2 separate regions of the Homo sapiens genome follow, and region 2 is linked to region 1. A link is a contact called in ENCODE Hi-C or POLR2A ChIA-PET data. All regions are on one chromosome and are shown on one strand. The core of a region is the stretch at or near the end of the contact, and the rest is flanking DNA. Distances in the headings are between cores, read along the strand shown.

Region 1 (7,742 bases), core at 2,577-5,076:
GAAGCATGGGGAACGTGTACAGAATAGTAGAATTACAGAGACCAGATTGTGGATGGCTTTGGCTGACAAGCTAAGTGACTGACACTTTTTTTTTTTTTTCTTTTGAGACAGAGTCTTGCTCTGTCGCCAGGCTGGACTGCAGTGGCGCTTGATCTCAGCTCACTGCAACCTCCACCTCCTGGATTCAAGTAATTCTCCTGCCTCAGGCTCCCGAGTAGCTGGAACTACAGGCATGGGCCACCACGCCCAGCTAATTGTTTTATTTATTTATTTATTTTTTTTGTATTTTAGTAGAGACAGGGTTTCACCATTTCTGGCCAGAATGGTCTCAATCTCCTGACCTCATGATCCGCCCACCTCCGCCTCCCAAAGTGCTGGGATTACAGGCGTGAGCCACCATGCTCAGCTGGGACTTACACTTTTATTGGAGCAAACGAGTAATATGAGCAAAGTTTGTGGGGAAAGTCTAATTTTGTGTATTTATAGTTGACATGGGGATTGGAGAAAAAAAAATTGGAGATGTGGAGACTTATCTGCAGGGACCTGGTGATGGGATCTTTAGAACAAAGGTGGTAGGAAAGGTCTGGAAAGATAAAAAGGGAGAGAGGTTGTGGAAGAAGTAGTGATGAGACTTAGTGTCTTGTAAATGTGTATGTCACAGAATGTATTAAGGAAGAAAGAGAAGACAAGGACAAGTTCGCTAGAAATGTGCCTCAAAGATCTGCTGAAAGTAGGCAAGTTGAGTGTAGGAACTGATGGAAGGTACGATTTTGGGTTGATTCGCTAGGGAAGCAGTTGATTGGAAATTCATGGCAAATAGTTATTAATGATGGGCTGGTACTCAGGAAAGGGTGCTGGGTCAGAGGAAGCAGAATTAAGGGTGATGAGATTGGGGTGTACGCTCAAAGATCTATTTGATGGCAGGAGTTGGAATGAGGAGAGTCAGGAGTTCAGAAGAAGAGTTAGGCGGTGAGAAGCAATGCTGTGGACATCACAGAGGAAACAGCTACATAACCTGTTAGCACCTTATATCTGAAGAGTGAAGACATAAAGGTTAACGAGACTCCTGGGCAGTAGTGGTGCCATAATGAGGGCAGAGAAGTCGTGGCAGAATCAGGTGTGGGATCTGAGGGATGTGTGCTACCGTTGGGTAGATTGAGGGGTAGGGAATGTGAAAGTGATGATTTTTGTTTCCACTTTTAATAAGATACCTGCAGGAGAGTTAAAATGTTCTGTCTAACAGACTGTTAGAGATTTGCAAGAGAGTGGGGCTACAGCTGTAGACTTAGGACAGTTGAAGAGAATGAGATCCATGAGGAACTGACTGATTAAATAAAAGCAGAAAAGAGGAGAAAAGAAATCTGGAATTAGAGAGCTACAGGTAAAAGAGCAACTATGAAGGATTTGTTGGACTTCATTGAAGGATTAGTTATATGTGTAGGAGAATGAAGAAAATATTGCGCTATATCATAGAAGCTCTGGAAAGGGGGTTTCAAAAAGAAGGAAGTAGTAACAGTGTCAAATAAGGCAGACAGGAAAAGGAAAGTAAGACCGGTGAAAAGGTTATTGGAATTAGTTTTTGGGTGGTGAGGGCTAATGTTTGATTGGGGTAGATGGAAGAATGGAGGGGCCCACCATTATGTAACACTCATTTTGATTGGCTAGGCTAACCTATGGGTGTTCACTCAACTATAATTCTTTTTCCTCTGTGGTTTAGTTTTTCTTTCATCTTTGTCTGTTAAGTCTCTAAGCTTTGTGCATCTGTGGTCTTTATTCCTTTCATATATCCAACTTCATTATGTTCTAGGTATAATAGTACCCTAGAGACCTCTGTCTTTTAAAACTTGATTCTCTATCTATGAATCAGACCTGAATTAAAATCCAAGTAATTCCTCTGAGACTTCAGTCTCTAAGTCTAAATCTGGGAGCAGTTGCTTTTGATGCCTTCTCCTACCTCAACAATACCTTCTTGGCCTGACTTTTTGTTTCAATGTAATTTAAGACTAAAACCTGGCTCCGTTATTTATGTTTCATTTTTGAGGGTGCATGAAGTGAAATTTGGGGAGATTCTCTGATAAGTAATCACAGATCGATGGCCTACAGGGATCTCTGGCAGCTGGAAGGGCAAAATTCTTGTCTTATGGAAATAAGTTTTGTTTCTGAAGTTCCTTTGTCATTTGGTTGAGCGAACACATTTGTTCCTCAGCTCACAGCAAGAGCCATAAACAGTGGACAGCTTCTTGCAAAGGCCTAGGACTTATGTAACATGTAACTACAGTAGAACCCAATTGCCATTGTCATCTTATTCTAGAGGACAGATTCAGGATATAAGGAATACCCCCACCATCTTTCTGCTCCTCAGTAATTCTAGGTTTCCTTTTCTCTCCAACCGCATTCATTTATTTTTTTAACTTTTGTGCGTACTTAGTAGGTATATGTATTTGTGGGTTACATGAAATGTTTTGACACAGGCATGGAATATATAATAATTTTATTGTGGAAAATGATGTATCTATCCCGTCAAGCATTTATCCTTTGTGTTACAAACAATCCAGTTATACCGTTTTAGTTATTTTAAAATGTGCAATTAAATTATTGACTATAGTCACCCTGTTGTGCTACCAAATACTAGGTCTTATCATTCTTTATTTTTTTTTGGAACTCATTAACCATCCCCACCTCTCCCACAAACCCTGCCACTACCCTTCACAGCTTCTGGTAACCATTCTTCTACTCTCTATCTCCATGAGTTCAATTGTTTTGATTTTTCGATCCCACAAATAAATGAGAACATGTGATGTTTGTCTTTCTGTGCCTGGCTTATTTCACTTAACATAATGGCTTCCAGTTCCATCCATGTTATTGCAAATGACAGGATCTCATTCTTTTTATGGCTGAATACTTCATTGTGTATATGTTCCACATTTTCTTTATCCATTCATCTGTTGATGGACTCTTAGATTGCTTTCAAATCTTGGATATTGTGAATAGTGCTGCAACAAACACCTCCAAGTGTGTTTATAGTTGTAGGCGAAGACAGACATTCTTCTGCACACGTGGTAGTGAATGTGCTCATAGAGGATTGAGCTCCAGTGGGAGAGAGTTCACTGGAGGGACACCGTACACTGAACTGGGCCTTTAGCAGGGGTTAGGGAGGCCCTTGGAGAGGACTATACAAACGGTGTTCAGAATTCACCAATGGAGCAGGCGTAGATAGCATCACGTCCAAGGGTGAGGATGCAAGGAGGAAATGGAGCCCTTTCAGGAGTCCTAATCCTTTTTTGAAGTCTTTTGCCCTTTGTATTAATTTAATATAATTAATATAATTTAATTTTTATAACAGCCTGAGGGGTAGGTAGAACCTATTGCCATTTTACAGATAAACTAACTGGGGTTCAGCAAATGAAGAAAATTGCGGTTACTTACGCTGCAAACAAGCTGATAGAGCTGGATTTGAACTGATCTATTGGATTCAGAATCTCTTCGCAGATACCACATTGCCCTTCATATAGACAGGAGTAAAACCTGCTTATATGTAGACAGCTTTTTTATGGTTTTGTATCTGAAAATCCAGGACCATGTATTGTCCATCTCTGATTTCTCATCTTCTCTTCCTCATTCATTTCTTGTCTGTGATTTGTTCTTTGGGTTGACATGATACTCCCCATCCTAGAGACAGACAGGGTCTTGTTTGCATCCAAAACAGGAAGAGTTTCCACATCTCTGGGAGAGCTGGTGTGTCTCTCTGCTGCATTCCTTCTATCTTGGGGGCAGGCGGAGCACAAGTGTGGCTGTTAGGCACAACAGAACAGCTGTAGTCACCCGCCAGTTGACACCAGGGCACATGGTGTCATGGTCGCATTACTGGAGTGTGTCTGGCTCAAGCTGCTGCATGATTGGCATTTATTGGGGCCATCATCAGGGGAAGAATTCTATGTACTTTGTAAGAACCATTTCGTAACACCTCATTTTCCATTTGCCACATGTTCTTATAAAAATATCATGAATCCAGGCTTTTTGCATGAAGCCAAACTGCAGCTTGCCTGATTCATGTACTACTCCTGAGGGATTCTGGTTTTGACTTGGCCTCATGGGCTTCCATTTTCTGTGAGATCTTTGAACAAAGTTATATTTTCACCCTAATTTCAGTGTGGCTAAATTAAATATGATGCATATTTTGTTCAACTAATATGCTAAGTATAGAAAAAAGGACCACAGGGGTAATAAATCATTAATAAATTTGGTGGTGACAGCTGGTAGATTGTTACCTTGAGAAAAATAAGAGACTCATTGACAACAACTAAGAATAGCAAATGTAAATTCTCTTTGCTTAGATAATCTTTTTATGAAGCTTCTTCTTTTTTTTAATTTAAAATGATGAAACGAAACTAACAAGTATTTCCTTTTTTGTTATTTTGCAGAAAAAACCACTGTCTGCAATAATAAAGGAAGTCTGTGATGGGTAAGTGTTACTCAGGATTTATCTAAGGCATTCTAGTTGATAAATTGACAAGCAAATAATATATTTCCAGTAGGATAGTAAAATATTATTCATAAGTCACCCACTGACTTGCTCAAAGTCAATAAGAATTACTGTGTAGGAATATCACACCCTTTTCCAACAGAATTCACCATTAGTCCTCAAAGAGCAGAAAGTGTGAAATGGCTGTTATGTGCACAGTGGGGTTGGCTTTATTTATTTTAGGAAGTTGTGTTCCTTTTGTCCTACCTAGCAGGGAGTACTCTAAAGGTTTTTGAGGACACAGTATACACTTGATCTGGTATAAACTGAGAGGACCACTCAGGTCCCCATAGAGGATGAAAGAATTGAACAGACAAGGCAGTGGGTAATTGTGCTGCTCCGTGGGATCTCACACTGATATGACTTTCCTACTTCTTTGTGGCTGCTCTAAAGAATACAAAGGAAATGTATATATGGTAGCTGCATGACTTTGTTTTTTTTTAAACCAGAACTGTGAAAATAGTTGTGTTAACTGAAATTTATATAAGGTCTAGAGTACTTAATTGGAGTGTTTCAATCTGCATCAACTATACTGATAGGGGATTGTAGAATACAGAGACAATTAAAATGTGCCAACTTTCAAAAACTTAAATTGCATTTATTTTCTTTGTTTTTCTTTCTTTGCTTCAATCCCTTAAAATAAGTAGAATTGTAAAGATTTGTATTTAAATCTCCCACACCAAGCCTTGAGGATGAACTGCTTAAAGGTGAGCAGTAGGCCTAGCATCAGGTCTAGACAGTCTACACATGAAATGATTGGTCTCAGGGTAATGGAAGGTAGGCTAAAGTCATTTTGCTTTAGGAACTGCATTGTGGTATATGTTGGGATTGGTCCAATTCCAATCACAGGGTGCTTAGTTCATCCAACACTAAAAAATTGTAAAAATGAAAATGGCCACTTTCATTTTTCTAATCAGTATACGCTTGTATTTTTAAGGTGGTCTCTTGCCAACCATGAATATTTTGCACTCCAGCATGCCGATAGTTCAAACTTCTATATCACAGAAAAGGTAGGTCAACTACATTATTTAATATGGGATACATATTGAAGGAAAGTAAATCATGATGATGTTTTCTTTGTTCGGGCCTAGACATGCAGGTCTAAATTTTAGGTCTCTACTATCCACGAAAATAGAGTCTGTAAAGCAAACAACTGCTACTTTAGAATCCACAAGATGATATTTGCCAGCTCAAGAGTAAAGACCAAATATGTTTCGTGTCTTGTTTAGCAACTGCAGTTGCCTTCTAACAGTGAATATGTCTCTCTTACTGCTTGGTTAAAGAATTTATTTGATACTTAATGACTTAGTTGGGTTTTCCTTTCTCAGATTTTGTTTTTTTCAAAGTAGCCTCTAACCCTTGCTTAAAGTACGTGAAATAATGACAAGAAACCTTTTCAAATGTGGAATTATGTATGTAGGCACTAAGAGTGTTCTATGAATCTTGGGAACCCAGCTCTCTCCTTGGGTGATTTTAAATCTTTTTTAGCAAGATTAAAGGAGAAGGAGGGATTTGTGAAGACAGCAATGGCCCTGGGAGCAAGTAAAATTAATATGTACAAGATCCCTGATAGAGGAAGGGCACACTGGAATTTATTGAGTGCATACTGCATGCCAGGAACTGAGCCATGCACATTACATCTGTTTAGGATTTCTTCCTTAAGACTAACCTGGGCTATAAAAATACTGGCTTTGGTTAACAGGTACGACACTGAGTCATTGAGGACAAATGGTTAGACTAATGCTTCATACTTGATTCTACAAGAAGCAAGTTTAGACTTTTGTGCTTCTTTGATTTTTGTCTTTTGGAATTTCCACAATAGTTTCGCATCCGACACAACTTTAGGTTGAGCTCACTGAAATGCATATGAGCCAGTTTTGTCTTCTAAACTGATAATCTTGGGGGCCAGCAGGGAGGGAAGGAACAGCCCTGGTAACAGCTGTCATTATAACAAGGTGGCCAGTGCTGAAACAGAAGTGAGTACAAAGTACTCTTGAAGGAGGGAGAATCGGGTGGCCTCAGGCTTCAGTGTCTTGCAGGCTTTGTCCCAGTCAGTAGTCCCTAGAGTGACTGTAATTTTATCCATGAATCAGGTGGTGGTAGAAGGTGGAGGCAGTAACAAGGGTTCTACTTCCCCTTAGGACTCCCTTGCTCTACCCCAAAGAAGGAGGGAGGGCATTCAGTTCAGCAGGAGAGAGGCCTCAAAGGCCTGAATGCTTCTCAGAAATTGCTTCGTTCTTCCCAGATGAACACTGGGAATTTTGTAACTGATGCTGTTTTCTTCTTCACGTCAAATGTTTCTTTGTAACATTGATTGTTACAAAGCTGGGAACTGGGCCAGGTGCGGTGGCTCACGTCTGTAATTCCAGCACTTTGGGAGGCCAAGGGCGGCAGATCACTTGAGGTCAGGAGTTCGAGATCAGCCTGGCCAACATGGTGAAACCCCGTCTCTACTAAAAATACATAAATTAGCTGGGTATGGTGATGGGCGCCTGTAATCCAAGCTGTTCGGGAAGCTGAGGTGGGAGGATCACTTGGACCTGGGAGGCGGAGGTTGCAGTGAGCAGAGATCGTGCCACTGCACTCCAGCCTGAGCGACAGAGCGAGACTCCATCTCGAGAGAAAAAGAAAAAACAAAGCTGGGAGTTAACAAGTGAACTTGATTTCCTGGCATGCCTTGTATATTAAGTTTACCTTTGATTCCTTTGACTTAAACGTTTAGTTTCCTGTCTCTATTTTCCCTTTGCTTCAGTTTCTTAATGTTTTTCATTTATTTTATACTGCATCTATATAATTTGCATGCTATTCTTTGTGAGATTAAAGAGGTTATATAGAAATCCAAGTTAAATGATAGCAGTTAAAGGTATTGCCATCATTTCATTCATACCAGTTAGTGAGTAGTGAAATCAATTCAGTTAGTTGTCAGAGCATTAAACACTGGAACATAGTAGAGTAGATTAGGTCAGAGTATATCTCCTGTGTTGCTTGTGAAATATTTGTTCCACCTACCCACATGTATAATACATGTAGATTACACTGGTGATTTACCCTGGGTTGTGGTAAAAAAGCTGTTGAGTCGTGAATAGTTCTGGCTGTGAATAATCTGTGCTAGTAGATGGCCCCTGGTGGTGTCCTGTCTTCTGTCACCATTGTCTGGAGACCTCAGTGTAGTGAAGATTACTAAAGATGGGGTTCTCAGACTTCATAGAGAACATAAGCA
Region 2 (7,742 bases), core at 1,902-4,401, 92 kb before region 1:
AGAATTATTTTCTGAATTATAAACACATAGTTTGAATGATGATGTGTAGCACTGAATGATGGTTAGAATAATTTCTTCCAAAACATTTTGTGTGTGTGTGTTTTTGTGTGTGTGTGAGAGAGAGCAGAGGTAGGAAGTAGTTGAGCGTGAGGAAGGGACTTTAATTTGAACAGAATTTTCTCCTCTGTGGAGCATATTAATTAAATATGTACTTGTACTGAACCATAACACTGTGTTTAAAGCAGTGAAAGACATGAGCCACCATTCTCAGCAGTATCAAAGCTGAAGCCCTCCATGACCATGTGATCTGACATGACGTTCCTGCTGGAGTGGGAGGCAGAGTTCTGAGAAGTGGAGAATGTGATGCTTCTGAATTAAGTGTCTTTGATAATTACCAGAATAACGGAAAAAGTTTATGAACCAGATCAGGAAAAAATATGCTCATTAGTCATATGAATATTAGTTTTCTCAACATAACAATACACTTCTGAGGCTCCCCCTTCTTCCTTGGCCCCGCACACACACAAAAATGCCATTTCTGTGGACTGTATGGCCATTTCTGTAGACTGTATGAAAAGGGACCCTCTAATACAATAGAGAAGTTGGAAAAGCTGAATACATTCTCTCTCTCTAACTTAGCACACTTAAAGGGCAATAGCCAGAAAATTAAATTTTATTTAAAGAATTTTGAGGATGAAAAGCACGAGGATATTAATTTTTCTCCACTGTCACTTTCCACTTTCATCACTGCTACAATTTATTGTACCCACTTGTTCCTGGAAAAGAAAGAGCATAATAGCTTGTTACAGTGATTTCGTTTTAAAATAAAGTGTTGTAGGATGTTGAAAAACTAGAAGAAACCAACGGCTAGCGGTAAATGAAAGAGAGGGAACTTTGTTTGCTAAGATGTGGACAGGGAATAATATTGCTCCTTGAATTTATCCACTAACAATCCAGTATTAATATCTGTGGGACTTCCCATTTAGAATATTGGTAAGGTAGAATTAGTTGCTACATCTCCATAATTATTTCTTAAAATGGTTTTCTGAGAACCAGGAAAATGTTATACTACTTCTTGTTCCTACTTCCTGTTCTTGCTGTTCCGGGTTTTATTATGAAAATGTGTAAGTGGGAGTAAAAGCCAAACTCTTACTTAGCAGAGTGCCTGGTGTGCAGTAAACATTAATTCTCTTCCTCCTCTATCCTGATGCCTTCTGCACTGACCCCAGGATCCACAGAGGGAGGGTGACAAAAAGTGTCACAGCATATAGCTCATGAATTGCATCCTTTTCTTTAGTTAGCTAAAAACTCTTTCCACTCATGTCTTCTTCCCTTTGCAGTTTTTTTCTCCAACAGGAAACCCACTGTTTTTTGTTTCTCTACCAAAATGTGTCAGGTTGCCTTCCTTTAGGGGTAGGCCAGCAGGCTCTATGATGGGCCCTAGTTTTTCTCATTGTATTAGTTTTCCCTTGTTTGAATGGAGAAAGTGATTAGAAATCTGGATTACTGTTCATTTCATTTTCATCCATGTATGTCATTTATTCATTCATTTGTTCATTATAACATTTGTAGAAGACCCACTGTGTAGGGCTGTGTGTGTGTTAAGGGGTGGGAGGGGCTAGAGCAGAAGGTTACTGGAACTGAGGCATCTGGCCCTCTGTCCCTGCTTTTTAGTGGCTCACAGTATGGGGTTGTGGGGAGGGTTGGAGAGAAAGACATGAAGACAAGTAGATACATTTCAAATAAGCATTTACTGAACCCTTGCTGTGATCAAGGAACTGAATTAAATTTTATGTGGATACCAGGTTTTACTAAACTTGTTTTTTTCTTTCAAGGAGATTATACTTTAGTAGAGGAGAGAAGACACATCTAATTTAGCAAAACTTTAGGGAGCTTTCTATGTGTCAGTCACCAAACTGCAATAGTACTGGGGAGTTCATTTTTTTTCATGTCAATTACATAAAATAATCCTGCCTATGCAAAGAAGTTAGAGACTCTCTGAGCTAGAGCAATTACAGCAGGAATTGTAAAGGAAGTCGGAAGCAAAATAGTCATAGTAGTTAAGGGTTCTGACTTGGGAGTCAGATATATCTGGTTTTGGATCCTGGCTTCGTTGCTTAATAGCTATGTGACTTTGCGGGAAGGAGGGAGATAATTACCTTTTCAAGATTCAGTTTTCCTGCTTGCAAAATGGGGATTATAATGATAATATTTACTGTGGTAGATTGTATTGTCCAAAATGGTCATGCCAGTATCTTTTATCATACATGATCTTACAATATCCCTGTGAAACTCCTGCCATCTAGCAATAGGGTTTATGTTCCTTCCATTTGATCTTGAGTGGAATGTTGTGACAGCTTTGACCAACAGAGCATAGCAGAAGTGATACTATATGGCTTGCAAGGCTACATCATAAAAATGTTATTCACCTCCATCTTGCTCTGCAGTGTAGCTCTTGGAACCCAGCCACCATGCTGTGAAGAAGCCCAAACAGCCCGTGGAGAGTCCCAAGTGGGAGGAATTGAGGCCTCTGGCCCACGGGCCTGGCTGAGTTCCCATCTAACAATTAGCCTCAACTTTCCAGCCATATGAGTGACCATCTTACAAGTGGATCCCCCAGCAAGCCCCAGTTGAGTTGCCCTGGCTGACTGTGCATGGAGCATAGACAAACCATACTTACCCAACCCTGCCCAAATGGTAGTTTCATGAGAAAAATGAAGTGATTGTTGTTGTGTGAAGCCAGTAAGTCTGGAGATAGTTTGTTACACAGCAGTACACAGCCAGGACACTTGCCATATAAAGTTGCTAAGAGGAGTCGATGAAATGATACATATAAATCAGCATAAAACTAGTGACCCGTTAATGATAGCTCTCTTCATTATTATCACTAGTTAAGGGAAGTTATTTAATAGATGTCAGCATTAGTTCAAAGTAAGGTCAGAACCTAAAAAGCTACCCACGAACTTTTGGCATCCAGTAGGTTTTAGGAATTTTGTTCACTTTTTTTTTTTTTTCACTTGCAAAACTCTGCTGTGTGTCAGCTTCCGGATCACCTTTCTGCTGATATTGTGCTGAGTTTGTTCTGAACTCTGTGCTTTCCGTTGTTTCAGAGTTTCACTTAGGCTTTCGGTGCCATGGCCCGATGTGTAAACAATGTTTAAACTTCCAGATTATTCTGTGAAAGTCATGCTCAGGGCTGTTATTTTATTAAAACAATTTTTTTGCATGTGGTAAAAAGCAACACAAAATTTACAACTTCACCATTTGAAGTATACAGCACAATAGCATAAACTATATGCACATTCTTACGCAGCAGATCTCTAGAGCTTTTTCATTGTGAGTGACTGGAAATCTATACCCACTGAAAAACGACTTCCCCTTTCCCTTCTCCCCAGCCCCTGGCAACTACCACTGTATTTTATGTTTCTAAGAGGTTGACTACTTTAAATAATCCCTAGAAGTATAACCATGCAGCATGGGTCTTTTTGTGGCCGGCTTACCTCACTTAGCATCATGTCCTCAAAGTTTATCTGAGTTGTAGCACATGACAAGATCTCCTTCTGCTTTAGGCTGAATAATATTCCATTGCATGTATATTCCTACCGTTTCTTTATCCCTTCATCTATTAATGAATATTTAGACTGCTTCTCCCTCCTGGCTATTGTGACTAACGCTGCAGTGTACACAGTAGTGCCAATGTTGCTCTGCGGTTATTTTTTCCACTTCCTACCAACAGCAGAATCTCGTTGAAATGCATTGGAAAGACAGAGCGTAGGGGCTTATCTGAGTTCTTTGTCATCTTTTTTCCAATGTGTCTTAGACAGTGATGCACAATCAGGTAGCCAGACTGCCCAGATTCTTCCTGGGGGTTTCAACTTCATTATGTATATCTATTGTGTAACCGGTTGTGATTAGAATTAAACCTCTGCCAGGCTTTCTATTGCTTTCAGAGCAGTTTCACAAGCATTATTTTATTGAACCCTTGCTGCATGATAGCTATTTCTTTAGTATGGGGAACACAAGGTTACAAATATAGTGTGGATATAAAATCCAATGCTACTGTATATGTTTATTGTGGTATTCAATGTTCTTTACCAATGTAAAATTCACTTACAGACTTGACACAATTTTTTGAAGTTACTATTTTTAAAATTAATAAATATTTTAAAAATTAATCAATTTTTTTCTAAGAGAAATTTTAGGTTTACAGAAAAATTGGGCACAAAGTACAGTTTCCATATCCTCTCTTTCCCCAGCAGGGCTTCCCTCTTATTAACATTTGTTACAAGCAATGAGCCAATATTGATACATTATTATTCATTGAAGTTCATAGTTTGCCTTAGGGTTTACTTTTTGTTTTTTACAGTTCTATGAGATTGAACGAATGCATAATGCCGTTTATCCACCATTATTCTGTCATACAAAAGAATTTTACTGTCCTAAAAATCCCCTGCAGTCCACAAATGCATCCCTCTCTCACTGCATATTGCTGGCAACTACCGATGTTTTTATTGTCTCTATAGTTTTGCCTTTTCCAGAATGACATATAGTTGGAATCAGTCTGTGGCCTTTTTAGGCTGGCTTCCTTCACTTAGAAATAGCACTTAAGATTCATCCATGTTCTTTTTTTTTTTTTTTTGAGATGGAGTTTCACTCTTTCGCCCAGGCTGGAATGCAGTGGTGCAGTCTCAGCTCACTGCAACCTCCGCCTTCTGGTTTCAAGTGATTCTCCTGCCTCAGCCTCCTGTGTAGCTGGGATTACAGGCACCCACCATCACGCCTGGCTAATTTTTGTATTTTTAGTAGAGACGGGGTTTCAGCATGTTGGACGGGCTGGTCTTGAACTCCTGACCTCGTGATCTGCCCACCTCGGCCTCCCAAAGTGCTAGGATTACAGACGTGAGCCACCGCGCCAGACCCTCATCCATGTTCTTTCATGGCATGATAGTTCATTTCTTTTTATCTCCCAATACTGTGTCATTGTGTGGATGTACCATTGTTTATTCACTCACCTGTTGAAGGACATCTTAGTTGCTTCTGAGTTTTGTCAAGTATATGTTAGGCTACTGTAAACATGCGTGCAGATTTTGTATAGCTGTAAGTTTTTTCAACGCTATTATAAATTACCAAAGTGTTCTCCACACAGGCTATATTAATTTACCCTCCAATTCAGCAGTGTATGTGATTCTGTTTACTACAAATTCTTACTGACAGTTAATACTGATGAATTCTTTCATCTTTGCCTATCTGAAGAGTGAATGTGGGTATCTATCTTACTGTTATATTAATTTATATTTCCTGATTATTAGTGAGTCATACCATTTTAATCTTGGAAGGACCTTTGAGATCCTCTAGCTAATGCTATATTTTAAAGATGCAAAAAACAAGACTAAGAATATTTTCTTGGCCTGGTGCGATGGCTCCCGCCTGTAATCCCAGCACTTTGGGAGGCCGAGGCGGGCAGATCACAAGGTCAGGAGTTCGAGACCATCCTGCCTAACACGGTGAAACCCCTCCCCCGTCTCTACTAAAAAAAAAAATACAAAAAAATTATCCGGGCGTGATGGTAGCTGCCTGTAGTCCCAGCTGCTTGGGAGGCTGAGACAGGACAATGGTGTGAACCCGGGAGGCGGAGCTTGCAGTGAGCCGAGATCGCGCCACTGCACTCTAGCCTGGGTGACAGAGCAAGACTCTGTCTCATAAAAAAAAAAAATTTTCTTACTTCCTCACTTTCATTTTTCTTTCCTAAGAATATGTTTTTAGTTTCATTGCATTATGCCCCTCATTGTTGTGGCTACTGAGTTCAGTGTCTCATCCAATGGAAATCTTTCATATTTGCCATGAGGGTGGAATATATACAAAGAGAGAAAAAAAAAAAACAAAAGAGTAATATTGCAGATTTCTCCCTTGCACCAACTGCAGATTTTTCACTTGTACCATCTTTATTTTCACTAACAAGAAGCTTCTGTTTCCCAAACTAATTATACACAGGGCCTGAACCAGCGTGAGTACTCAAGCATTCCCATGAATGATGGAATGAACCCTAAGATGCAAGGAGTGGGAGATGAGGTCTGCTTAACGGCTTGAAAATACCCCTAGATCCCAGTGGTATCTCAGCTCTGCAGCTTGAGCTTGACTTCTGATTCTGCCTGTAGCTGCGGTGGACTGGGAATTACTGATAAGGGAAGCAAGTGTTGACATTTTCCATATTAGGATGGGTTCTCCAGTGAATTCTGACCCATGCTCTCGTGGTCAGCTCTCTTGAGGCCAACTTTCCAGAGGCTAGCTGTTGGGACCAGCGGAGTTGACCTCTGGGGCGGGACAGCATATGCACTGTCCTCTGAGGCTAGCAAGTTCAAGACACTCTGGTTTCCCCTGGAAAGCCTTTGGAGTATCGGAGGAGGATTGGCTGGGCTGATTCAGCCAGTCTGTATTTTAACTGCCAGGGAATGAATAAGCCTATCTTTCTGACTCCCTCCTTCCCATTAACAAGCCCGACGCCTTGAGTCCCAGGAAGCATGCCACACATGACTTCAGTGTCCCGTGCACACAGAAGTTTAATTGCTTTGTGATTGCCTAAAATGTGAAATGAAGGAACACATTGCCTATAAGGATAACATTTGCGATTCTGTGCATTTCATTTCATCACACATATTTGTGTCAGTTAAAGCACACGGAAGTGTGTTTGCTGTACTTAAAAGACCTATCTGGATTTTGTGTTTCTCCGTGATTTGGAAGAATAACTGCAGATAAGCAAGCTCTGGGTGTGACAGACAGACATGGGGGCAGAGGTGAGACAAGGTGGAGTCTGGGGCGTGGGGAGGGGGTCGGAAACATTGGGCATTCCAGGAGGAGGGAACAATATGTGCAAGGGCTGGGACCTGCAATAAAGCCTGACCTTTTTGGAGGAATTCTTAGGGTTTTTTTTCCCCATTGTTGTTGTTTTGGTCTTGAAGTATAAAAAGCATCCATGCCTTATTCTTGGGAAAGATTCATTCAGATAAAATCCCATTGTCACTCAAAGTTATGCTTTCTCACACGACCATTTCAGTCCCCCAGTGCCGGTGGCCCACATTACCACTGCTTCATTGGTCTGGCCACAGTGACTTCTCTCCTGGAAATGATTGCTCAGCAAACGCCTTATTCTGGCAAATTTCAGAGCCCATAGTTACAATGAGGACTCCTGATCATGAGCTGTTTGCATTTTATTCAGAAAAAAATTAAAAATGGGGGGAACAAAGAGGGGAAAGGATGTGAGCCAAGCAATAGCTGAATGTTTTTTAAAAACTGGATATTTTGTTTTTCATCAAGTAACGATTACCCAGTTGCGACCACAATCTATTTAGAACTAAAAATTTAAGCCAGCCTTCCAAGCCCCAAAGAAAACTATGGAAAAAAAGATCCAGGAAACTTTTGGTACTGGGGTGTAGTATCTCCTTTTTATGCTAAGTTTGCAAACCTTGCTACATTGCCACAAAGAGGAGGAACATCTCAACACTGATTGGCATCTGGGCCTCGCAGATGGGGTGTGTTTCTTTAAACAGTGTCTTGGTTATAGGAGAACCTTTATTGGAACAACCTGAAGGGCCCAGGGAATTTATTATATACCAGGTTGTTACTTCCGTTAACATGGAGAAGCATCTAAAGGATACATTGTTTGTCAGATATGTCAATATCAAAGGTTAAAAATAGCGTGGGACCTAGGGATGCACCAGAAAGCTGTGCCAATGGCGGGGAGTGGC

Evidence for each region. A loop is a pair of places that touch in the nucleus more often than their neighbours do. ChIA-PET counts read pairs that join two places held with the same protein, here RNA polymerase II (POLR2A). Pooled maps may share reads with other maps.
Region 2: a loop to region 1 is called in a map of posterior vena cava, with 2.6 times the contacts of the local background. The contact joins two enhancer-like sites. A Hi-C loop is called at or near these places in 1 of 168 maps with a recorded cell type or tissue (posterior vena cava) and 4 of 50 pooled maps. POLR2A ChIA-PET finds 5 or more read pairs at or near these places in 3 of 52 experiments (CD4-positive, alpha-beta memory T cell, OCI-LY7 and activated T-cell).

The regions. Positions count from the first base shown.
Region 1 is chr7:37,312,640-37,320,381 of GRCh38, reverse strand. ELMO1 (engulfment and cell motility 1) reads left to right here. Exons shown (of 22, transcript NM_014800.11): 3 at 4,422-4,462; 4 at 5,460-5,532. Among named protein-coding and RNA genes, the nearest start is that of ELMO1, 130 kb to the left of the region's middle. Within about 2 kb of position 3,826, at least 6 of the 41 ENCODE cell types and tissues checked have a DNase peak (open chromatin) inside an H3K27ac peak, as active enhancers do.
Region 2 is chr7:37,404,405-37,412,146 of GRCh38, reverse strand. All of the region lies in intron 1 of ELMO1 (engulfment and cell motility 1), which reads left to right. Among named protein-coding and RNA genes, the nearest start is that of ELMO1, 41 kb to the left of the region's middle. Within about 2 kb of position 3,151, at least 4 of the 41 ENCODE cell types and tissues checked have a DNase peak (open chromatin) inside an H3K27ac peak, as active enhancers do.